2 separate regions of the Homo sapiens genome follow, and region 2 is linked to region 1. A link is a loop called in an ENCODE intact Hi-C map of the cell type or tissue named here. Cell type or tissue: OCI-LY7. All regions are shown on one strand. Links, peaks and the distances in the headings refer to the core of each region. The heading gives the core; the rest is flanking DNA.

Region 1 (12,047 bases), core at 1-8,000:
ATATCAGAATTTTCTTTCTTTTTAAGGCTGAATAATACTTCATTGTAGGTATATACTAAATTTTGTTTATCCATTCATCCTTTAAGGGACATTTGGGTTACTTCCAACATTGGCCCATTGTGAATAATGCTGCTGTGAACATGGGTGTACAAATATCTGTTCAAGTCCCTGCTTTTGATTCATTTGGGCATATACCCAGATGTGGAATTGCTGAATCCTGTGGTAATTCCATTTTTAACTTCTTGAGGAACTGCCATATTGTTTTCCATAGCTACGCCATTTTACATTTCCATAGCAAGTGCATTTTGTGCATCTGTTGAAGTGCATATGAAAGGTTTGTCCTTTATTCTTTTTTTTTTTTTTTTTTTTTTTTTTTGAGATGGAGTCTCACTCTGTCGCCCAGGCTGGAGTGCAATGGTGCGATCTCGGCTCACTGCAACCTCCACTTCCTGGATTTAAGAAATTCTCCTGCCTCAGCCTCCCGAGTAGCTGGGATTACAGGCGCCCACCACTATGCCCGGCTAACTTTTGTAATTTCATTAGAGACAGGGTTTCACCGTGTTGGCCAGGCTGGTCTGGAACTCCTGACCTCAAGTGATCTGCCTGCCGCAGCCTCCCAGAGTGCTGGGATTACAAGCATAAACCACTGTGCCCGGCCTTCTTTATTCTATTAATATGTTGCAGTTCATTAATTGATTTTTAGATGTTACTAACCTCACATTCCTGGGATAAATTTCTTGATCATGGTACATAACACTTTTTACATGTTGCTGGATTCAGCTTTCTCACATTTTGTTGAGGATTTTTGTGCATATGTTCATAGGGTTATTATTCATTAGATTTTAGTCTTCTTTTCCTGCTGTATTTGGCTTTGTTGGTAGGATAATGCCAGCTTCATATGACAAATTGGGAAGTATTCCCACATGTTCAATTTTCTGAAAGATATATATGTGGGATGTTGTAACTGCTTCCTTAAATATTGGATGAAATTATCCAGGCAAACTTTTATTTATTTATTTATTTATTTATTTATTTAATTTTTTGAGACAGCATCTCTCTTGGTACCCAGGCTGGAGTGCAGTGGCGCAATCATAGCTCATTGCATCCTCAAACTCCTGGGCTCAAGCAATCCTCCTGCATCAGGTTCCTGTGTAGCTAATACTACAGGCACTGCGTACCACCTATCCTGGATAATTTTTTCCTTTTTATTTTTTTTGTAGAGATGAAGTCTTGCTGTGTTGCCCAGGCTGGTCTCTAATTTCTGGCCTCAAGCGATCCTCCTACCTCAAACTCCCAAAGTGCTAAGATTACAGGCATGAGCTATTGTGCCAGCTCCAGGTGACCTTTTAAAAGCCTGTTTCAGATTATATCTTTTTAGCTTAAAACCCTTCTGTTGCTTTCTATCCCATTTAGATTAAGAGCTAAACTCTTTACCTTGGTCTATGAAACTAAATGGTCTTTTCTGTCCACTCTTCCAAACTCATCTCTCCTCTGACCACTCCCCTTCCCCACCATACTCCAGCCACCCTGGCCTTTTGTGTGTCCCTTAAACATACTGAGCCTGTTCCCACTATGCCTAACTGTTTTACTTCAGGGCCTTTGCACTCCCTCTGAAACATACTTTCCCCAGGTGATTTCGCCAGTGATGCTGCTCATCTGGGTTTTTGTTTTCTTTTTGAGACGAAGTCTCACTCTGTTGCTCAAGCTGGAGTATAGTGGCATGATCTCAGCTCACTGCAGCCTCTGCCTCCTGGGTTCAAGCAATTCTCCTGCCTCAGCCTCCCGAGTAGCTGAGATTACAGGCATGTGCCACCATGCCTGGCTAGTTTTTGTGTTTTTAGTAGAGAAGAGTGTTTTAGTTTCACCATGTTGGCCATGGTTGGCCAGGCTGGTCTCGAACTCCTGACCTCAGGCGATCCGTCTGCCTTGGCCTCCCAAAGTGCTGGGATTACAGGCATGAGCCACCGTGCCTGGCCTCATCTGGGTTTTTGGATCTCAGCCTGAACCTCACCTCTTAGAGAGGCCTTTCTAAAGTAGAGGCCAGACTCAGGGATCTATTCCATCACTCTGTCTCATCGTCCTATTTTAATTCTCTATGTGACTATCGCATCCTGTAGGTTTTCGTGGTTCTATGTTAACTATCTCTCCTCGCTTGAATGTAAGCTTCTTATGCACAGGACCCTCATGTTTTTTTCTTGCCAATGTCTTCCCACCACCAAAATCAATGTTGTCACATGGTAGACAGTAAATACTGGTTGAAAAAATGAACATCAATAACCACAATAATAGTTGCTTTTTGGCAGCAGGTGCTGATTCAAATGGACTGATGTAAGACCAGGTACTGATTTAAGTGTTCACAAATACCATTTCATTTAGTTCTCTAAAATAATCCTAAATGCAAATATTATTTTCCCCCGTTAACTAAGAAGGAAATGAGGCTTAGGAGAGACTAAATAAGGTTCATGGCTACACCTTTATTAGGGTGCGGGGCAGGGCAGCCCCAACTAATCTATACCTCGACACACATCCTATCCTCTTTGATTACAGGCAGGAAAAGCTGATCCACCAAATTAAAGGTGGTGGCCTCGGGCTGACAAATCTCTGTGGAAGCCCAGGGTGAGGCCCCTTTGTTCTGAGCGGTGGCCTGTGTGAGCATTTGAGGAGGTGCTGTACAGCAAAGGCCCTATCCGTGGCACAGTCTTGATGAGTAACAGACAGACGTCTTTAGAGGCTTTGTTTTCACATCCTCTTTTTGAAAATGGATTTGCTTCCTTAAACACAGTTGGCTTCATCTTTTACATAATACACAGTCATATTACTGCCTTTCGTGAAGCCAGTGTCTTCTTGGCCTCCATGTGTGTCAGCTGAAGCTTTAGACTGTCTGACCACAGAAGCTGATGACCCACAGTCACTTGAATGCTTTCTTCTGTTCCAAGAACCGCACCTAGAGCACCATGGGGATGACCTCATGTCATCCTTGCAACAGCCCAGCTCTGGTTACCTAGCCCATTTTATGGATTAGAACCCTGAGGCTCAAGGGGGCTAAATTTGGCACCCCAAATCACATAACTAGTCCATGGCAGGGGTGGCACAGGATATGAACAAAGGACTGTGTACATTCCTACTGCCTATGTATGTCTGTGCAGCAGCCAGCCAAGAGGCATGTGTTATGTGATGCTTACTATTTATTACTTCTCTACAACAGGGATAAGATAATGATGATGACAATGATAACTCCCAGCCTTGTGATAGGACTTGAGCTTCATTATCTCACAATAGCCCCATAAGGGGTATAGTTGGGGCCCCCACCAGATACACTTTAATCTGCCAGGCACCACCCCGTAGCTGAGTGTTGGCTGCTCACAGGTTGCAGCTGCTTCCTTCTTCTGAATGCTCAGCTAAGGGGAGCCACCTTGCCTAGAAATGCCTGCTTTCCCCCTAGGGGTGGCCACAGACAATGAGTGACAGATATGGGGTGCAAAAGTCTGGTGCCTTGTCTCAAGGTTGCATAACTTTGTGGTGTTCTTCATGCTATGGTGGGATCAGGCTGAGGTGGGATCAGACTGAGAGGTTAAAATGCAGCTGAATCTACATTTTTCTTGGCTTCCTTTTTCTTTCTATCTTGCCACTCACATTCTCTTTCTGAGATCACTTGCACCAAGAATCTGTGTCTCAGGTCCTGCTTCTATAGAACTTCAGACAAGCCCTATGAATCCAGAACTATTGTCCATATTTTGCTGAGCGGGAGCGTGAAGCTGGAGGTGGCTGTCCCCACTTCATCTTGTCCTAGAGATGTGGCATGTCTCTGACCTCCTTAGCCGTGTTGGGAGTGTTCATCTGCAGTGCCCCTCTTTGAAACCACTGCCTCCCAAGGACCAGAGGTGCAATCTCATGGGCTGTGCTCCTCTGGGCCCACTCTTTTTTATCTTCATTCTTTCCCTGGCTTCTGTCTCATCCTGGTTGCCCATCACCCATCATGAACCATGGCCATGGGACACTCTCAGACAAGCTGGAGGCTGAGGTAACCATGAATTTGCCTTGCCCAGCATGATTTTCTTCCTGTGCCTTCTCCTGATAGTAATCCTGCCCTCCAGCTTTGCCCACAGTGTGGACACATGACCCAGGCTGAACCAGGGCACCATCCCTGGCTGGTTACAGAGATTGGCTCAGAAATGAGCACATTGCAGGAACATAAGTCCCTGGATGACCTTGGCCGACCCAGCTCTTCCCCTTCTTGCTTTTCATTCCTAGACAGAAACTACTGAAAATCCTGTAATAAGGAGGAAATGTCTGGAGCAATCCAGGCTACATTCTTATTCCTTCTAGAATAGGATGTTCTGCAGTGCTTGCATTCAGTGGTCCAAGTGGTACCCAGGGTATATAAACCCAGGATGGAGTGCTTTCAGAGTCCCTCAGCTAGAGTGTAATGTGAGGCATGCTTAGACTGCATCTGCCCTTGGCAGCATTCCTGAACCCTGGGGAACTGCTCATGGTGGACCCTGGGTTTCTGTTGATTTTTGCTGCTTAACTGTGAGTAACAAAGTTGCTTTTCATAAATTGTGCCAATGTTCTGTCTTCCCAGACTAGACCAAAAAATGCAAGTGGTGAGGGATTGGGGCTCCTTTTTTCTCCTTGCAACTGTCCTGATGGCGTGGGGACTGCTGCAGCAGCCAGGGCTGCTTTGAGCCCCAGAGTAAGAACCCTCGCAGAACTCTGGAAGCTGGGTTTGTGCAAAACCTCCTGCCAGACTTGAACTTTGCATACATTATCAAGCCAGGATAATTAGAGCCCTTCCTTGGGACTGTTTTATAGAAACTAAGGGAAAGGACAGCCTCCTGCCTCTCGAGTTTTTAGAAGGATTCAAATCTAGGGCTGTCAGCATTCATCTTTCCTGCCATGTGGGAAAGACCCTTCGGAGGTAATATACAGTATGCCGACATTCAGGAAGTGACAGCAGCAAGGCGTGGAGAGAGTAAACAGCAGTCTAACAACAGTGATGCAGTTCAGGGTCTGCCACACCTGGTGCACCCTGTCCTTCCTGCTGACACAAGCCAGCATAGGCTCTGTCATCGATTTCTGTCTGTTTCACCTTGAGATTATCCTGGCTTATCTGGGTGGCTTTATTTTAATCACAAAGATCCTTATAAGAAGAAAGCAGGGGAATCAGAGTCAGAGAGAAGAAGGCTAACTGGCAATAAAAACAGAGATTGGAGCAATTCAGCCAGGAGCCAAGGAGTGACGGCCACCTTTAGAAGCTGGAGGATGCAAGGAAACAAATTCTCTCCTGGAGTCTCCAGAGAAAATCAGCTTTGCTGACACCCCCATAAGATGATTTCAGCCCCATAAGACTCATTTCCAGCTTCTGACTCCCAGAATTGTAAGAGAATAAATTTGTGCCGTTTCAAGCCTCCAAGTCTGCAGTAATTTGTTACGGAGCAATAACAAATGAGCACACACCACTGCACCTCAAGTTTCTCACTTGTAAATTGGAAGTCTTGCCAAATTTAGCTGACCTGTGAGGCCTCATCTAACTCTCTTTTTCGTATTTGCATTCTATAATTATTCTCTTGGCTTTCTTTTGGGCTAGGCAGAATAAGTATCTATAGTATCTATCAGCTGGCTTTTTCAGACATTCAGAAATTGAGGAGCAGTGAGGTATAAGAAGGACACACAGCTCTGGCCAAGGCGAACCAGAACCCAGTCACTCATCTCTTCAGTTCTGTTAGATTACAAAGTCATAGAAGAGGTCTTTCTTGCTTATGTTTTGTTTGGATAAGAATAATTTGGGCCAATCCCAATGGCATTGGCATCATGAGATGACAACACAAGGTCAGACTAAGGGAGGACTTGAAAGTCAGAGTCAAGGTGATGAATAGCAGCCCTTCCCAACAGGCATTGAGTGTTAGAACCAATTATCAAGTTTATAAACAGCCACAAAGCTTCACAGTTTCCCAAGGTGGCACAGACACTTGCACACATGGGATTACTACTTTAGAATTAAAGTACTATGAGGACTTTTTCCCCCGACTTATTAAGGGGCCTTTTCATCTGAAGATCTTGATGTCCATTTCTGCCCAGTGAGAACTTAGAATTTTCAGTCTTCACCTGAGAAAAGAGGAAGAAAAACATCACAGAGGAGAAAGAGGAACAAAAATTTCCACCCTTATGTAAAGGTTCCTTAAACAACTGTGTTGAAACAGGGTCCTTAAACAACAGTAGTGAAAAGGACTACACTGAGTTATTTTAATAGGGTCATTGTTAATTCACTCTTTTTTCATTAAATCAGTAAATATTTTTCCACTTTATAAATGTCTGTCTACCTTATCCCAGGCACTGTTCTAAGCATTCGTGATACATTTTTGAATAAAAGTGGCAACCCCTCTCATCCACATGGGCCACACATTCTTAGGATGTCTGATGGAGCGTGGCATTACTGATTGTGAAAAGCTGATGGCTGTGGAATTAGAGGGCTTCCTCAGGTTCATTCCTGGGAGGTGAGTCACATTGTCAGCCTGTGTCTCCAGCAGCCATTCCTCCTTCCCCACTGTATTGCAAATATATTCTTAAATTTTCTGTATATTATGATGTTTTGACATCATCAAACATTAAACCCATTTTGGGTCCAGGGGAGACTGCCCCTCTGGGGCTAGCCAATTCCTAGAGATAACAAAAGGCCCAGCCTGGAGCGTGGTCTTTGTTTATTTATTTATTTATTTATTTATTTATTTTTTATGTTTGTTTGTTTCTCTTTTTGTTTTTTTTGAGAGAGGGTCTCATTTACTCTGTCGCCCAGACTGGAGTGCAGTGGTATGAACATGGCTTAATGCAGCCTTGACTTCCTGGGCTCAAGCCATCCTCCCACCTTAGCCTCCTGGGTAGCTGGGGTCACAGGCATGCACCACTACACCCAGCAAATTAAAAAAACATTGGGATAGAAACAGGGTTTCGCCTTGTTGCCCAGGCTGGTTTCAAACTCCTGGGATCAAGTGATTCTCCCACCTTGGCCTTCCAAAGTGCTGGGATTACCACACCTGGCCCTAGAGCATTTGATTAGCAAACTAACCAACCAGAGCCCTCCCTCATCTGACCCACACACCCCAGGAGACAATGTCTGTCTGCGTTCATCACTCCAGGGCCAGGTGCCAGGCAACCAGGGACCACCCCTGTAACCTAGAGCCCACTGAAATTCTTCAAACTAGCCAATCCTAAACTGTTCACCCTGCCCTACCTTGCTTTTTCCACAGAAACACCAAGGAAGGCTCTGGTCTAAACCTTGCCCTCACTCCTGTCTTCTGGCTCCTGACCACCCTGGTGTCTTCCCCTGTGGCCCTGCAAGGCATATCATGCTTCCTGTCTCTAGGACCTGTGAGTATAATAAACTTTGTTTTCCTGAGCCTCCCCTGTGTCCCCTGTTGTGCCCACACGGACTCATCCTCGCACAAAAGAACACAAAACAGCCACTCACCAAGCTCCTGTCTCTTTTAGTGGATGAGCACAGGGCCCAGCAGGAAAGGCTGGAGCTCATGGAGTCAGATTCTGTGATTCCAGTTTTGGCTCGGTCACCCCCTAGCTGTGGGACCTCAGGAAAGTCATTTTCAACCTCTCAGAGCCTCAGTTTTCTCAGCTGTAAGATGGAGGCGATAATGATGACTTTGTGTTGCTTCCATGAGGGTTAAAGAATGGAAAGTGCTGGGCCCAGAGTAGCTATGAGTCTCTCACCTGTTCTCGCCCCAATTATGGGCTGGACGAGCTCTGGTATAAACAGTTATTCTGGGATTGAAGTAGACATGGAACACGGAGGTAAGGAAACACCAGAACTGAGGGAGCCAAGCTCATTTGTAAATGGTAACCAGACAGCAGGCGCTGGGCAAGGGCATGGCAGGGAGAGGCCAGGTATCCACTTATTCATCCATTCAACAGACGTTCATCATGCCCTACTGTACACATGCTGGGCACTGTATTAAGACCCAGGGAGACTGAGAATAAGATGGGTACAGTCACGAGAAGGGGACCAATGGAAAGCAATACAATACAATCTGATACGTGCTCTGAAAGAGGGGTGCACTGGTGTGTTTTTGGAAAAGGAGGAGGGCCTATGTCCCACCTGGGCATGGGGAGAGTGTCAGGGAAGGTTTCACAGATCATGCAAGCACTAAATGGAAGGCATTAGCCAGGTGGAAGAGCATTCCAGGCAGGTGGGAAAACAAAGGGCAAGACTTAGTGACTTGGGGGAACCCAGGACATGAGTGTGGCTGGAGCTTAGGGGTCAAAAGGGAGAGAGAAAGGTGCAGAGGCCCTAAGAGGCCAGAACATGGGTGGCTTTTGATGTCAGGCTAGGGAACTTGTAAATATTAGCCTGTGATAATGAGGAGCTATTGGTGGCATTTTGGCAGGGAAAAGACACGACTAAGCTTGTGTTTTATTACTTTGACTGCATTGTGGAGAAGGAGTGGGGCAGAGGGAGCTGTTAGGGGAAGCAGAGCCAGCAGGAGGCTCTAGCTCAGTTCAGGTGAGAAACGATGACAGCTCTGGGAACATGGCAATGGGACTGGACTAGTGGTTCCCATTTGGCTGCATGTTGGAATTACCTGGACAAATTAAAAATAAAATACCCATGCCCCATTCCACAAAATCCAGCATCTGTTTATAATTAAAACTTTTAGCAAAATCAGACATACCTCAATGTAATAAAAGCCATCTATGACAAACCCACAGCCAACATAATACTGAATGGGAAAAAGTTGAAAGCATTCCCTCTGGGAACTGGAACAAGACAAGGATGCCCACTCTCACCATTCCTCTTCAACGTAGTACTGGAAGTCCTAGCCAGAGCAATCAGAAAAGAGAAAGAAATAAAGGCCATCCATATTGGTAAAGAGGAAGTCAAACAGTCACTGTTTGCTGATGATATAATCGTTTACCTTGAAAACCCTAAAGACTCCTCCAGAAAGCTTCTAGAACTGATAAAAGAATTCAGCAAAGCTTCTGGACACAAGATTAATGTACACAAATCAGTAGCTGTTCTATAAACCAACAGTGACCAAGCGGAGAATCAAATCAAGAACTCAGCTTTTTTATTACAAGAGCTGCAATAAATAAATAAATAAATAAATAAATAAATAAATAAAATAGTTAGAAATATACCTAACCAAGGTGAAAGACCTCTACAAGGAAAACTATGAAACACTGCTGAAAGAAATAATAGACGAAGCAAACAAATGGAAACATATTCCATGCTTATGGATAGGTAGAATCAATATTGTGAAAATGGCTATACTGCCAAAAGCAATCTACAAATTCAAGGCAATCAGCTTCAAAATACCACCATCATTCTTTGCAGAATTAGAAAGAACAATTCTAAAATTCATATGGAACCAAAAAAGAGCCCACATAGCCAAAGCAAGACTAAGCAAAAAGAACAAATCTGGAGGCATCACACTACCTGATTTCAAACTATACTATAAGACCATAGTCACCAAAACAGCATGGTACTGGTAAAAAATAGGCACATAGACCAATGGAACAAAATAGAGAACCCCGAAATAAACCCAAATACTTACAGCAAACTGATCTTTGACAAAGCAAACAAAAATATAAGGCAGGGAAAGAACACCCTTTTCAACAAGTGGTGCTGGGATAATTGGATAGCCACATGTAGGAGAAAGAAACTGGGTCCTCATCTCTCACCTTATTCAAAAATCAACTGAAGATGGATAAAGGGCTTAAATCTAAGACCCAAAACTTTAAAAATTGTGGAAGATAACATTGGAAAAACCCTTCTAGACATTGGCTTACTCAAGGATTTTATGACCAAGAACCCAAAAGCAAATAGCTGGGATTTATTTAAACTAAAGAGCTTTTGCATGGTAAAAGCAACAGTAAGCAGAGTAAACAGACAACCCACAGAGTGGGAAAAAGTCTTCACAGTCTATATATCTGACAAAAGAATAATATCCACTATCTACAACAAACTCAAACAAATCAGTAAGAATAAAACAAACAATCCCATCAAAAAGTGGGCTAAAGACATGAATAGACAATTTTCAAAAGAAGATATACAAATGGCCAACAAACATATGAAAAAATGCTCAACGTCACTAATGATCAGGGAAATGCAAATCAAAACCATAATGCGATACCAACTTACTCCTACAAGAATGGCCATAATCAAAACATTAAAAAAACAGTAGATGTTGGCATGGATGCGGTGATCAAGGAACACTTCTACACTGCTGGTGGGAATGTAAACTAGTACAGCCATTATGGAAAATAGTGTGGAGATTCCTTCAAGGACTAAAAATAGAACTACCATTTGATCCAGCAATCCCACTACTGGGTGTCTACCCAGAGGAAAATAAGTCATTATACGAAAAAGATACTTGCATATGCATGTTTATAGCGGTACAGTTCGCAATGGCAAAATCGTAGAACCAACCCAAGTGCCCATCAATCAATGAGTGGACAAAGAAACTGTGTTATACATACACGATGGAATACTACTCAGCCATAAAAAGGAATGAATTAATGGCATTCGCAGCAACCTGGATGAGATTGGAGACTATTATTCCAAGTGAAGTAACTCAGGAATGGAAAACCAAACATGGTATGTTCTCACTGATATGTGGGAGCTAAGCTATGAGGATGCAAAGGTGTAAGAATGATACAATGGACTTTGGGGGCTTGGGGGGAAGGGTGGGAGGGGGCGAGGGATAAAAGACAACAAATAGGGTGCAGTGTTTACTGCTCGGGTGATGGGTGCACCAAAATCGCACAAATCACAGCTAAAGAACTTACTCATGTAACCAAACACCACCTGTACCCCGATAACCTATGAGAAAAAAATACCCAAGCCCAAGCCCCATCCCAGACTAATTAACCCAGAATATCTAAGGTGGGCTTAGGCGTGGGTGTTCTAAAGAGCTCCCCAGGTGAATCTCATGTGCAGTCAAGGTGGCAGCCCACTGGGTTAGAGAAACAGGAAAGAGGACATATCTTCAGTGGTGTTTCTCAAAGTGTGGTCATATCCCTCAGAATTACCTGAGGGTATTTGTTAAAAGTGCAGGTTTCCCAGCCCCATCACTGAACTAGTGAGTCTGCATCTCTGGAGCTGTGGTCTGGGAGTCTGAATTCACAAAGCAGTGAGTCTTAAGCCCTGAAAGACTGGAAAACCATTCATCTGCAGGCACCAAATAAGGGAAGTAAGCACCAACTCTAAGTGGACTGGTGGGCAGAATCTGGGAGGAGTAGAACTGAAGGGACCACCCATCAGAGGTCAGGAAGACAAAGGGAAGAAGGGGCCTAGGAGCCACCCAGACAGCAACAGAACGTCAAGGAGGCTCCTTCTGGACCATTCAGGGGTTTCCATAGCACACTTGGGCTTGGGCACTGTATTAGTCTACTAGGGCTGCCATAGCAAAAACCACACACCAGGGGCTTTAACAATAGGAATTTGTTTTCCCTCAGTTCTGGATGCTGGAAGTCCAAGATCAAGGTGTCTACAGGATTGCTTCCTTCCAAGGCCATTCCCTTGGCTTGTTGGTGGCTGTTTCCTCCCTCTGTTTTCACATGGTCTTCCCTTTGTGGGTATCTGCATCCTCATCTCTTCTTATAAAGACATCAGTCATATTGGACTAGAGCCCACCCAGGTGATCTCGTTTCACCTTAATTGCCTCTTTAAAGGTCCTATCTCCAAATACAGTCACATTCTGATATACTGGGGGTTAGGGCTTTGTATTAGTCCATTCTCACACTGCTATAAAGAAATACCCAGGACTTGGTAGTTTATAAAGAGAAGAGATTTAATTGACACATCGTTCTGAAGACTGTACAGGAAGCATGACGGCATCTTCTTGGCTTCTGGGGAGGCCTCAGGAAACTTTCAATCATGGCAGAAGGCAAAGGGAAAGCACACATCACATGGCTGGAGCAGGAGCAAAAGAGAGGGGAGGGAGGTGTGACACATTTTTAAACAACCAAATCTCATGAGAACTAATCACAAAGGGAATGGTGCTAAACCATTCAAGAGAAATCCACCCCCATGATCCTAT
Region 2 (12,164 bases), core at 4,132-12,131, 51 kb before region 1:
ATCATCCCCTTGAGAAAAAAGAAATTGGAAATATAATAAGGCCAAACCTGCTTTATTTAATAAGGTCTATGCCCAGCCTCCAACTCCAGATCAGCCAGTGAGAATGTCATACCAGGGTTCAGGGGCTGAGTAGGGTCTGTTCCAATTAGAGTGGAATTGTTGACTTCTTCAGAAAAGGAAGCAGTGGGATCAATGGCTATTTAGCTGCGGTAGCAGCCTGGAATCGCTTAGTGCCTGATGTCCAAGCTGGGTATCAAGGTCTTTACATACTTTTGACAGACTGAACCTCTAAATGCTGCCCATTATTGGTATCAGTGTGCCGTTGCCCACTGCAAACTGATTCCTTCTCAGCTTTGATGTGGCACTGTCAGTGGTCATCTGGTCAACGTGCCAGCTCTGAAAACCAAAGACAGTGATCCAAGGATGGCAGACCTGACAAAATCAAAGTCAATATTCCATCAAGTTTATACTCTCCTGTTTGCAAACAGTCTTCATGTGATCCCCTTTCTTTCCTGTGTTTTTTGGGGAGTTAGTATCAAATGTCAGTTTCAAACCATGACAGTTCTGGTCTTCAATAATTTATATTCCCTAAGTGTAATCAATGTTCCTGACTTTCTATGAAAGTCATACCATATCACCCCATTTCTATTCCCTAAGGCTTCTTTCATTTTCCTGCATGAGTTTGTTTTCACATCCAGTTTTACCGACCCCAAGTCAAATCCTTTGTTGAAAATGTCTCTGGGTGCTTTGCTAAGGTCAGCATGTGACAAAGAAATACGTATGAGTCTCACTAATGTCTGCCCATAAGCCGCCTTGATGAGGCCTCAAGACCAGGTGATGTGGTGGTTGCCTGAGGGTGCTGATCTGCTAGCCTCTGCGGCTGGAAGAACAAAGTAAAAAATAATTCATATTTCTGGTTTCTATTCTGGCGGTGAATTTTGCTTTGTTCTTATCTGGGATTTGGAGATTTTAAACCTCTCTATACTCAAGCGTCGATTTCTCTGGATCCAGGAGGACCCTTAGAAATCTATTCCAACACCACCATTTGCTGCTGAGGCCATTAAAGGCAAAGAAGAGAAGTGACTTGAGAGGTCAGGGTCAGGCAGTGCCCAAGCTGGGATGCCTCCTCTCTCTCCTTTCCCCTGCCTTGCAACTGCAGGAGTCTCAAAGGCCTAGGTCCAGTATCTGTCTGTAGGTCCTAGATTTGAGGCATTTAGCTCTAGCCTGGTGCCCTACAGCCATGGTGTGATGGATATTTGTGGTTTTTTCCTTCCTAGGATTTCTTCCTCTTTTCCTGACAGCATCCACTCCCCTTTCCCCCTCTCTCAGTCCACGTGGCTTCAGCTGGGCAAACCCCATCTCCTGATTCCAGTCTGGACAGTGGCCAAGATGATTGGTAGAGGGATGAACATGTGACCCAAACTTGGCCAATCAGACCCAGCTTCAGGCTGTTTGCTGTTGCTGTGAAGAAATATGGTGTCCATTTAGTAAGATATAAAATTGAAGGTGTTCTTGGTCGTTTTGCCACTACTTGGAAAGAGACTGACTGAGAAGCAAATCAACCCTGAGGAAAGCAAAGCTGAGAAGGAGAGACTGAGGGAGAAACAGACAGAGAAACAGAGAGAGGGGGAAAAGAGAGGGGCAGGGGGAGAAGGAGCAGGGAGCGGGGTTCCTGGTGAGACCCTTTGAGCACCCGAATCCAGCTACGTTTCAAGCAAGATTTACCCGTGGATTTTTTTGTGATATGAGCTAATACATTTTTTGTCTTAAGCCAATTTGAGTTGATTTGCTGAAACTTGGTCTCCTTGGTTTGCTAAAATTGTGCTTGCTGCCTAGAGTTTGGAGCTCCAGGATGGCCCTGTTCAGGTACATTATAGAAAAGTGCTAGTTGCTGGGGCAATTTGGTTTCTCATCCTACTGGAGCCTGTTGGTGAGTTGTCTGTGCTTGAAGCTGCTCTTGCCCTCTGAGCGGCCTAAGCCCCTGAGCTATGGGTGATCTGGGTTGCCTCTGAGTCCTCATTTGATTTCGGGACTCACTTGTAGAGACTGGAAGAGGATGACTCACTGTTCACTGGCCTTTGGTAGATTTTCTCCAATGAGGAGGCCTGACTTGCTTCTTTTCTGTCTTAGGTTTTAGGTTTCTATTTGTATTAGCATCTCTTATCACTAGAGGAATAAAAATAATGAACTCGGCCAGGAACGGTGGCTCAAGCCTTTAATCCCAGGACTTTGGGAGGCTGAGGCAGGCGGATCATGAGATCAAGAGATCAAGACCATCCTGGCCAAAATGGTGAAACCCCATCTCTACTAAAAATACAAAAATAGCTGGGTATGGTGGCACGTGCCTGTCCTTCCAGCTACTAGGGAGGCTGAGGCAGGAGAATCGCTTGGACCCTGGAGGTGGAGGTTGCAGTGAGCTGAGATAGCGCCACTGCACTCCAGCCTGGGTGACAGAGTGAGACTCCTTCTCAAAAAAAAAGGAACTCTCATGCCAGTGAATTAAAAGGAGCTAGGAATAGTGAGCATACTCACAGAAATGACGTTATATGCATAATATGAGGTGTGTAATATAACAGATCATATAATCATACTGAGAGAATGCTGACCCATGCACAATATAAATTAACACATTTTATTTTCTGTATTCATGAAAGGTCCTGGCAGAAACTGATGGCACATTCAAACTAGAAAATTTGAGAGACCTGAATGAAGGGACTAATTACAAACTTGTGGGCAGGGTGGAGGGAAGCTGTTGGGTAAGTGCAGTGCCCCAGGGCGGGAAACATTGAGGTGCAGTTACCTCTCTGAGGCCTGAATGCACAAGGGAAGAAAGAGGTTCCAGAACCAAGACTGTGAGAGTTGTGTGGCTCTGCAGCCCACAGGGAGAGAGCCAGGAAGAAATACTCTGTCAGAAGTGGATTTATCCTGAAGCTCTTGAAACTGAAGCCTGAAGTTCCCCCACTCACATGGGCCCCTGGAGTGCCAATTGCTGTTGGGATGTAAAACATGTTCTGTGTGGGGAAGCAAAATCCATCAACAATTGAAAGTATTTCTCACTTCCGGGCATAGTGGTTCACGCCTGTAATCGCAGCACTTTGGGAGGCTGAGGCAGGAGGATTGCCTGAGCCCAGGAGTTTGAGACCAGCCTGGGTAACAAGTGAGACTCCATCTCTAAAAATAAAATAAATAAAATAAAATAATAATAAAATAAAATAAAATAAAATAAAATAAAATAAAATAAAAATTTCTCTGTAAGCATTTTTGATAAGTTGTCTGAAGAGACCTCAAATTAAAGTGACGGGAATCTGCAAGGCTCTACTGCTTTGTTCTGATTTCTCTTCTCATTCTAAATAAATATTCATCTTTCTGTCTCCTTATGTCTTAGTATTTTTCTTAGAGAGTATCTCAAAAATTGTGTAAGCTTTTGGGCTCCACAAAACCTGGATTTGCCTCAATCTCACTCCCTCCCAGCCTCTGTTGGAACAGAGAGAAACTTAGATGAAAATGTACAATCTCTGTCCTCGTGGGGCTTAGCATCTAGTGAAGGAAATAGGTGGGTAAACAGTAGTAGCCTCTCCATGGCTTTCTACGTCTCATATCACCCCATGTAAGCATTATACATCGTGGTTCTTATTGTATTGCCTTGTCACTGTCTGGGTTCGTCTTTTTCTCTTCTCAGAAATCCAGGAGCTTCTCAGGTGCAGGAAGTGAATCTCTCACACCAAGCAAAGAGTAAGAGAAGAATACATGAATGTATGCATGAATGAATGAATGAATGGATGGAGTAGATGAAGGAGTTGGATGAAGGCTGTAACTGATCACTATAGGAGGTACAGTCAGAGTATAAGGAAGGTGCTGTTAAGTATTTCATCTTTATGGTATTCTATTTTACTTTAGATTCATGGGCATGGGATTTAAAAAGTTCTAGAAGTATATAGAACATGCATGCTGCCTTTGTCAAATAGAAAAGAAAAAGAACACAAAAGAAAACTTATACCGCTCATACCTATAATCCCAGCACTTTGGGAAGCCCAGGTGGGTGGATGTCTTGAGCCCAGGAGTTCGAAACCAGCCTGGGCAACATGGCAAAACCCCATCTCTACAAAAAATACAAAAATTAGCTAGGTGTAGTGGTGCACAACTGTAATCACACCTACTCAAGATCCCGGGATGTCGGGGCTGCAGTGAGCATGATCACACCACTGCACTCCAGCCTGAGCAATGGAGTGAGACCCTCCCTGTCTCAAAAAAATTACACATTATATAAACCTTACCTGGGAAGTTTTTTTTTTTAAATGCTGATGCCTGGGCCTTGCTTTAGGACTACTCAGTCAGAATTTCTATAGTTGAGACTGGACTTCCAAATTTTTAAAAAGCCATAAATAATTCTGATGTTCACCCTTCGTTAAAAATCACTAGATTTAAACTATGTAATAATTCCATATACCAAGAATGATATTGCACCACGTATCTATCTGTTGTTTTTGCCATCTCTTCTCCTTTTTCTAGTATTAATACTCTGGCTTTCCTTTGAGGGGTCTCCTACCTCACTCTCAGTTGATGTGGTTTGGGTCAGGGTGACCTTATGTCCTCAGACCTCCTCAACCACTCTGCTACCCCATCTGGCTCCAGAGATGGAGCTGAGACCCAGTTCTGGCCCATCTTATGTCCCATCCGTCTGGCCACAAAGATTGGCTCAGAGATAGGCACAAGATGTCAGTTAGTCCAGGAGCCCCCAGCTGGAAATCCTTGTGGGATATTTTGGGAAAGAGAAGTCCTCTTTCCACTGGGATGGCCAGATGATAGGAGGTCAGTCTGGGGCTGTGAGAGTGCCTGTTGGAGTGTGAAGACAACAGAGAAAAACAGATCCAAGTAATGGGGTGACAGGGAAAGTCCTGGAGACTGTCTTTAGGCCCTCAGAGCCAGCTGTTTGAAAACAACTCAACTTGGAACCATGTGACGCCTTTACTTGAGTAGTCACTTGCAACCAGAACAGTCCTAACAATTTTTATTAAGTTCTTTTTTTTGTAAATTTGATTAAAGTTTTCAATAAAAACAAGTTGGAGTAATTCTTATAGTGATAAGAGCTAACATTTATTGAGCACCTACTATGTGCCAGGCACTGTTCTGAGAGCTTAACATACTCACTCATGCAATCCCCACAGTAACCTACAAGTGAGTACATGCCTATTTTACAGATAGAGAAACTGAGGCACTTAGTGAGCCCCACTTCCATCAACTCTGTGTTCATCATGCTTCCTGCTCTTGGGTCAGGGAAATATTACAAAGACCTTGCCTGCGATTTGAGAAGCCACCATTTAAGTGAGTGATTGTACTTTTATGGGTTCAAAGTGTATTGCTGCTTCGAGAAGTGTCTCACTTTAGCCTTGAGAGGATAAGACAGAATGATGGTTACTACCATGCAGGATCACAGAGGAAAATTGGTGGTAGGCTGGTATCACACGAGGAGGTCTTTTTGTGCAGAAGAAAGGTTAGAAGGGTTCTTTTCTTTCTGCAAGATTAATTACATAATTAAGCATGGCACACTACTCTCAGAAATTTAGACTCCTGCAGAAGGAAGATGGATGAGGAAATAACAGCACGTTGCCATGGCAGAGGAGATGGGGAGTTGGCTCCTGTGCTATCTCCTGGCAACCATTTGACAAGGAGCCGCACTTGACTTTGAATTACAGGCAAAGAAGCTGCCACTCGGGGATCATCTGTAAGGGAACTTTTATCAAGCTTACCTTGGTGCCTTGAGAGAAGCCCAGATACATTAATATAAAATAAATACAATTTCAGGTGCCTCTCAGTGGGCCATTTCCTCAGTCTGACTAGTCATGAAAGCCATGGAGGCTTTGCTTATGGAGAACCTTCTGCTTCAATTTTCTGAAAGCAGCGTGCCCTATGCCAAGGAGGATTCGCTCTTGTTTGCAAATGCCTTCACCCCAGGGACCAAACTACGGGGGTGGTGGAATCTGGGATACCTCCTAGAATAGAGTTGCCAAAAATCTTACCCTTGTCCAATAAAAGGAGCAAACCCCTCATTTGGAAAGAGGAGCACTGTGTGTGGTGAGTAGGGCAACCAATTCATCTGGCTTACTTGGGACTTTTCCAGTCTTAGCACTGAAAGTCCAAGTGCCAGGAAACCTCTCAGTCCTACACAACCAGGAATGGTTTGCCAAGACCGTCCCTCTATTCAAAGGGAAAGTCCCACATCCCAGGCATCCTACTCTGTTTGGGCTGCGAAAACAAAATACCATAGACTGGGTGGTTTAAGCAACAGACATTTATTTTTCACAGTTCTGGAGGCTGGAAGTCCGAGCTCAGGCTGCCTGCTTCATCAGGTTCTGGTGAGGGCTCTCTTCCCAGATTGCAGATGGCTGCTTTCTTGCTGTGTCTTACATAGTGGAGAGAGAGACAGAGACAGAGAGAAGGAAAGAGAGAGTGAGAGAGAAAGCTCTCTGGTCTCTTCTTATAAAAGCACTAAAATCCCATCATGAAGACTCCAAACTCATGATCTCATCTAAATTGAAATACCTCCCAAAGTGTTGGGACCTCAACATATGAGTTTTGGGGGCACATATTCAGTGTCCCCAAACTGGTACAGTTGGTCATCTGTGGATGACCCACCTTCCCCAATGGTCATCTTTCATAATGCTTTTTAGAAATGGAGAATGTACTCTTTGAGCATACAGATATGTTTATTTTCTCTTTTGAATTTCCCATAGGCTAAGCCCACTGTGACTAAATCTCAAAGGGGCAATTATCTGCTTGCATAGAAACGAAGTATCCTGTCCACCTTACAAACACAGTCTCAAGCACACCACAAGCTTCACCTGCTCTAAGTTCTTCTTGGCCAGGAGTGGTGGCTCACGCCTGTAATCTTAGCACTTTGAGAAGCCAAGGCAGGAGGATTGCTTGAGGCCAGGAGTTCAAGGCCATCCTGGGAAACACAGCAGAACCCCGTCTCTATTTATTCTAAAAAATTTAAAAAAAACCAACACTTTTTTTTTTTTAAAAGTTCTTGATCCTTTCACCTCTCCTTGAGCAGGGTCTGTGTTCTCTTTTCAAGGGCCAAGCACACAGTAGGTGCTCAATAAATAACCAAGCAAGTAAAATTTTCTCTAATTGCATATGTCTTCAAAGTTCCTTAGTTGGTTGTGTAGCTTTCACAGTCTTGTGATGGTCAGTGGTATCTTCTCAACTCAGAGGCCAACATGTGCGTGCCTGTTCTCTGACAATAACTCATAGTTCTTGGTGAGGATGGCTTTAGCAATACCCTTTCCAGCCACTAGTCTTTGCCAGGGCATGGCAATTCCAAGCTGACTAAAGCCTCTGGGCCAGTTTTTGACTTTCTGACCCATGGAATAAAGATACCATAGAACAGGAGTTCTCAACCTTGGCTGCACATTGGAATCATTTAGGAGCTTTAAAAAAATAAGTAAATAACCAGCTCCTACCACAACCAACGTATGGGGCCCGAATGCCATCATTTTGAAAAGCTTCTTAGGTTTTTCCTATGAGCAACCAAGGTTGAAAACCATTGGCCTAAAGGATCTTTAAGGACGAGGATAAACTATAGGAAGGAATTATTCTGGGAAAGCTTATCTGTTCTAAGACTAAAATTCACAGATACCAGCAGTGCTTGAGTCAAAAAAGTCTCGTTTTCTGTTTTTAAAATATACTGTACTTATTTTTAATTATGGAAATTATGCACAAATTACCTTCGTAAGGCTTCAAATGATTTAGAAGTTTGAAGCCTTTGTAGGTAGGTTAAAAAGGCAAAAATTCCTTCTTACCCACACTGCAGTGGTAACTCTCTTGTTGGGATGGGGTATATCCATTCAGATCTTTCCATTGCTGTTATATTTGAATATGTTTGTATAAAAATATATTTTTCATAAATGCAATTATGCTTTTTATATTCTTCTCAATTTTTTTTCTCCATAATGACTCCATCTTCTAGATATTTCCAAGCTACCCTATCTCTATCTACTTCATTCATTTTCATTGCTGCCTGGTGTTTGTAAGATGAATGTGTCATAGTTGATATCACCATTCCCTTGTTTGTTTCCAGAGATTTGCTGTAACAAACACTGCTGCCCTCAACATCAGATTAACACTGTTTTGTGCCACACTCAAGCAGATTTGCTAGAATAGAAACCTAGTGGAGGTTTGCTGCATGCATATTTAAAAAATTGATAGCAGCAGCTAAATTGCCTCTCAAAAGACCATGGATTTACATTCTTACCAACAGCCCTCAGTGAACCCTGCCCCTGCCCCCACCCCTCTGGGGGCCTTTGCACATGCCATGCTATTACCTCTACTGGGATTCTTCTCCCTTCCTCATCTTTCAGATCTCAGTTCAAGCCCTGCTTTCTCACCCCCTTGCAGGATCATCCTCCTGTGTCCTAAGCTGTTAGGACATCAAGCGCTTGTCCTTCAGAGTGTTTAGTGTGTATATTTACTTTAATGTGGGGATTGTTTGGTTCATATCTGGCTCTTTGTGCTGTTTTAACTCTCTCCGTGGCCCTCCCCCAGGCCCATTCCTCACCCTTCCCTGTCCCCAGAGGCTGACCCTGGACTCCCTCGCCACCTGGCTTCCCATTGGGTTTAGCCACAGGAAGCACCGGCAGGTGATCTGGAGGGCTGTGACTGATACATCCTCCCATTCTAGAAGGCATTGCAGAATGTAAGTGATGTTATTATAGGGATTACTGTAAATTTCATTTAATACACACACTTCAGTACTTCATGATGAGTCCCAGTGACAGTCCATTATACCTTAGAAGCCCCACAACAGAGAAGTTTGAGAACTAGGATAAGGTTATCAAATAGAAACTCCCAAACTGACAGCCAAATGAGGGGCTTTTAGATACAGATGATTCTTCTTATAATTGGCAGTTAGATTCTATATAGTAGCAGCAAACACTGAATTTGCAAATCTTGAACAATTGCTCCTAAGAGAAATACAGGGCTAAATTCCTATAGCTTCTGGTCACAACGTTTTTGTCAGCCAATAAATCTATAACCTTGTTTTGTGTGTATTTCTGTTTAAAGACATCTTATTTAATATACAGTGCTGGCTTGCTAATGTTGAACTCATGGCCAACAGCAGTGCAACTCACGCCTGAACAAAGCTTATTTAACACATGTTATTTACCCTATAGGGCACATCACAGCCTTTTTGTGCTTAGGAACCCAAGGCAACACTTCAGCACGACACTTGGAGGCCATTTTCAACAGCAAAATCACAGACAAAAACTCCACCAAAACATGACAAATGTGGCAGTAAATAGGTAGCAGAAAGGACACTTATTTACAGTATGGCAGCTGAAACAGGAAGGCAGAGTGTGGCTAGTTTGACCTCAGCGGGGAACAGGTGGGTGGTGAGCTTCCAATTTTTGCTGCTTATGCATGCCTGCAAATGACCCACAAACACAGGCAAGTATTCATTTGGAGGCTACAAATACATTTTAGCAAGTAGGTGAATGCACAGATACAGAATCTGCAGACAATGAGGATAGTTGGTATTTTGTTTGACCAGCATGGTGATGCAAAGAAAAAAAGAAATGGAATGGGAATGATTGGGAATGAGGGATGCCTTCTGGAGCTGGCCACAGTTCCCACCACTCCCATTTGTTTCCTGTGGACTGCCTCACACATTTACTTTCCCTATCCGGACAGTGGAGGCGTGAGTCTGGGGCACCTGGAGGGGGTTGCCAGAGGTAAATTGCCCCTTCTGTCAGAGGGCAGGTCTGAGAAACCATTCACTGTTACCTCCATCCCAGTGAAGTAGGGGAATGAGCATCCAGGGAAGTGGACGTAGAGCATGAGAAAATCAGGGAAAACAGTGCAGCCTGCAGAGGGGAGGGCAGAGGTGTGCTATTGGCTGTCCTGGTGGGGTTGGGTGTGACTCAGGCCTCTCAAGGAGTCCAAGCCCACGGCGCACTTTGGAGGCACTGCCTGACTTCTGCCTCCCACATTCCCAGCTGCTCCCTCCAGGTAGACAGTGAAGGTGGGGCCTGGGCCAGCTGACCCTCTCACTCTGCCCTAAGGACATTCCCCTGCAGTTTCAGATGAGTGGCCTCACCTGAGCCAGCAGAACTAGGGGGAAGGCCATGGGTCAGATAAGTTCCCATCATCTATTCACAGACAATGAGGTCTGAGTTTTCCAGGGACCTGAAACGTGTCTGTTGAGCGCACAAGTTGAAATTTCTAGCCATGGGAGGGAAATCTTTTTGATCAATTTTTTTTCCTTTATTTCCAGGTAAAATGATACTAAACATAAAATAGCATAGCATCACTCTGTCACCCAGGCTGGAGTCTCGCTCGTTCACCCAGGCTGGAGTGCAGTGGTGTTATTTTAGCTCACTACTACCTCCATCTCCTGGGTTCAAGCTATTCTCCTGCATCAGCCTCCCGAGTAGCTGAGACTACTGGTGTGTGCCACCACACCTGGCTAACTTTTGTATTTTTAGTAGAGGCGGGGGTTTCATCATGTTGGCCAGGCTGGTCTTGAACTCCTGGCCTCAAGTAGTCCACCCACCTCAGCCTTGCAAAGTGCTGGGATTACAGGTGTGAGCCACCGCGCCCAGCTGTAGCATCACTCTTAACACAGTACCTTTTTGAACTAGCATGATTTCCTCAGGGCCTGAAGACTCCTACACTGAATGCCTCCTGCTATTTTCCTTTTATTTGTTGGATTTTTGTATGTTTTAGCTGATCAGTAATCCCTGTTTCCTGCTATCAATGTTCTGATGAAGTCCAGAAAAATGGCAGAGACAGACTTAGCAAAGTAGGCCTGAGCTATTTAAGTCTACAAAAGCAGGAAATATTGTTTGGAAGCTCCAGAGTGCTCAGCAGGTGTGCTTGCTGACTGAGTTCCAGGGAGGTCTGCCAGGATAACTCTTTAGTATTGCCCCTTGGCCTAGTCTATGCTGTGCCCTGGTCAGGACTTTCGACGCTAAGATGAAAAGCTATACTCCTTCAACTTTCTCCTGCTTCTGGTCTCCCAGTGACAAACCCACTGCCTTTTGCCACACTGTGGTCTTTATATTCTGATTGACAATCTTCACATGCACAGCTCCTGGCCAGCATGGGCTTTGGGGCCCCTCTCTCTTCACTGCTCACTTACTGTCTGATGCAGTTGTTGAAGCTGGTGCTGCTGGCCAGAGATGGTGAACCGTAGCCCAGAACTAAGTGTATCATTCAGAGAGGGACCAAGAAGGTGGAAAGAAAACTCAATGGGCAGGAGATACAGGGGTGGCAGAGCTTTCTCCTGAGAGGCTAGAGAAAGAAGACAGCAGGAAAGCAACTCTCTTAGTCTGTTTGGGCTACCATTAAAAATACCATAGGCCAGATGGCCTATAAACAACAAGAATTTGTTTCTCACAGTTCTGGAGACTGGGAAGTCCAAGATCAAGGCAGATTCTGTGCGTGGTGAGGGTCCACTTCCTGGTTCTTAGATGACACTTCTCGCTTTGTGTTCACACTGAGGAAGGGGCAAGCTTGCTCTCTGGAGTCTCTTTTAAAAGGGCACTAATCTCATTCATGAGGGTTTTGCTGTCATGACCTAATCACCTCCCAAAAGCCCCACCTCCTAATACCAGCATCTTGAGGGTTAGGATTTTAACATATAAATTTTAGGGGGACATAAATATTCAGCCTATTCCAGTAAACTCAGACTGCCTGAACCATCAGAAGCAGTTTCTGGAACTCTTAATGAGGAACTATTTCCAGGAAAGTAAATTGTCTAGCAATTTCACAACCAGTAAAACAAAGACAAATTTTTCTTGCCTAGAACTAATGTTGAAATTCTGCCACGCATCAGCATCCTACTACAAGCAAACTCCTCGTGGATTAAAAGTGTCCTCCCTACCTCTGGGGATGACACCAGTGGCCCTTAGACCTACTTACCCAGGCCAGAAGACAGGGACCCACACAGACATTGCCTTTCCCTTACTCCCCACAGCAGATCTGTCACCAAGTTCCACCACCGCAATCCCCCAGTATCACTGGCATCTTTCCGCCTCTACCACTGCCTTGTTTCAGATTCTGGTGTCCGACATTTCAAACCTTACACTGTCACCAGAGAGAAATTCCTAAAAAGCCAATGGGATCATGTGTGCCCTTGTTGGCACGTTGCCAACAAGACAAGC

Evidence for each region. Hi-C counts contacts between places; a loop is a spot of excess contacts. Peaks named below come from ENCODE experiments on the same cell type or tissue, not always from the same donor. Only the 100,000 strongest peaks of a DNase experiment are listed, where the experiment ranks them.
Region 2: it touches region 1 in a loop (4-fold over the local background); 3 of 110 quality-filtered maps call a loop at or near these places.

Annotation. Positions count from the first base shown.
Region 1 is chr2:134,730,779-134,742,825 of GRCh38, reverse strand. No RefSeq gene overlaps it. Among named protein-coding and RNA genes, the nearest start is that of TMEM163, 18 kb to the right of the region's middle. RefSeq lists an enhancer at 2,821-3,040. In OCI-LY7, for the core only: a CTCF peak has its summit at 3,494; DNase peaks (open chromatin) are centred at 2,725, 3,395, 4,995 and 6,155; H3K4me3 peaks cover 4,389 bases; H3K27ac peaks cover 5,378 bases.
Region 2 is chr2:134,785,817-134,797,980 of GRCh38, reverse strand. It overlaps the pseudogene VDAC2P4. Among named protein-coding and RNA genes, the nearest start is that of ACMSD, 47 kb to the left of the region's middle. In OCI-LY7, for the core only: a CTCF peak has its summit at 7,308; no DNase peak of the experiment used is centred there.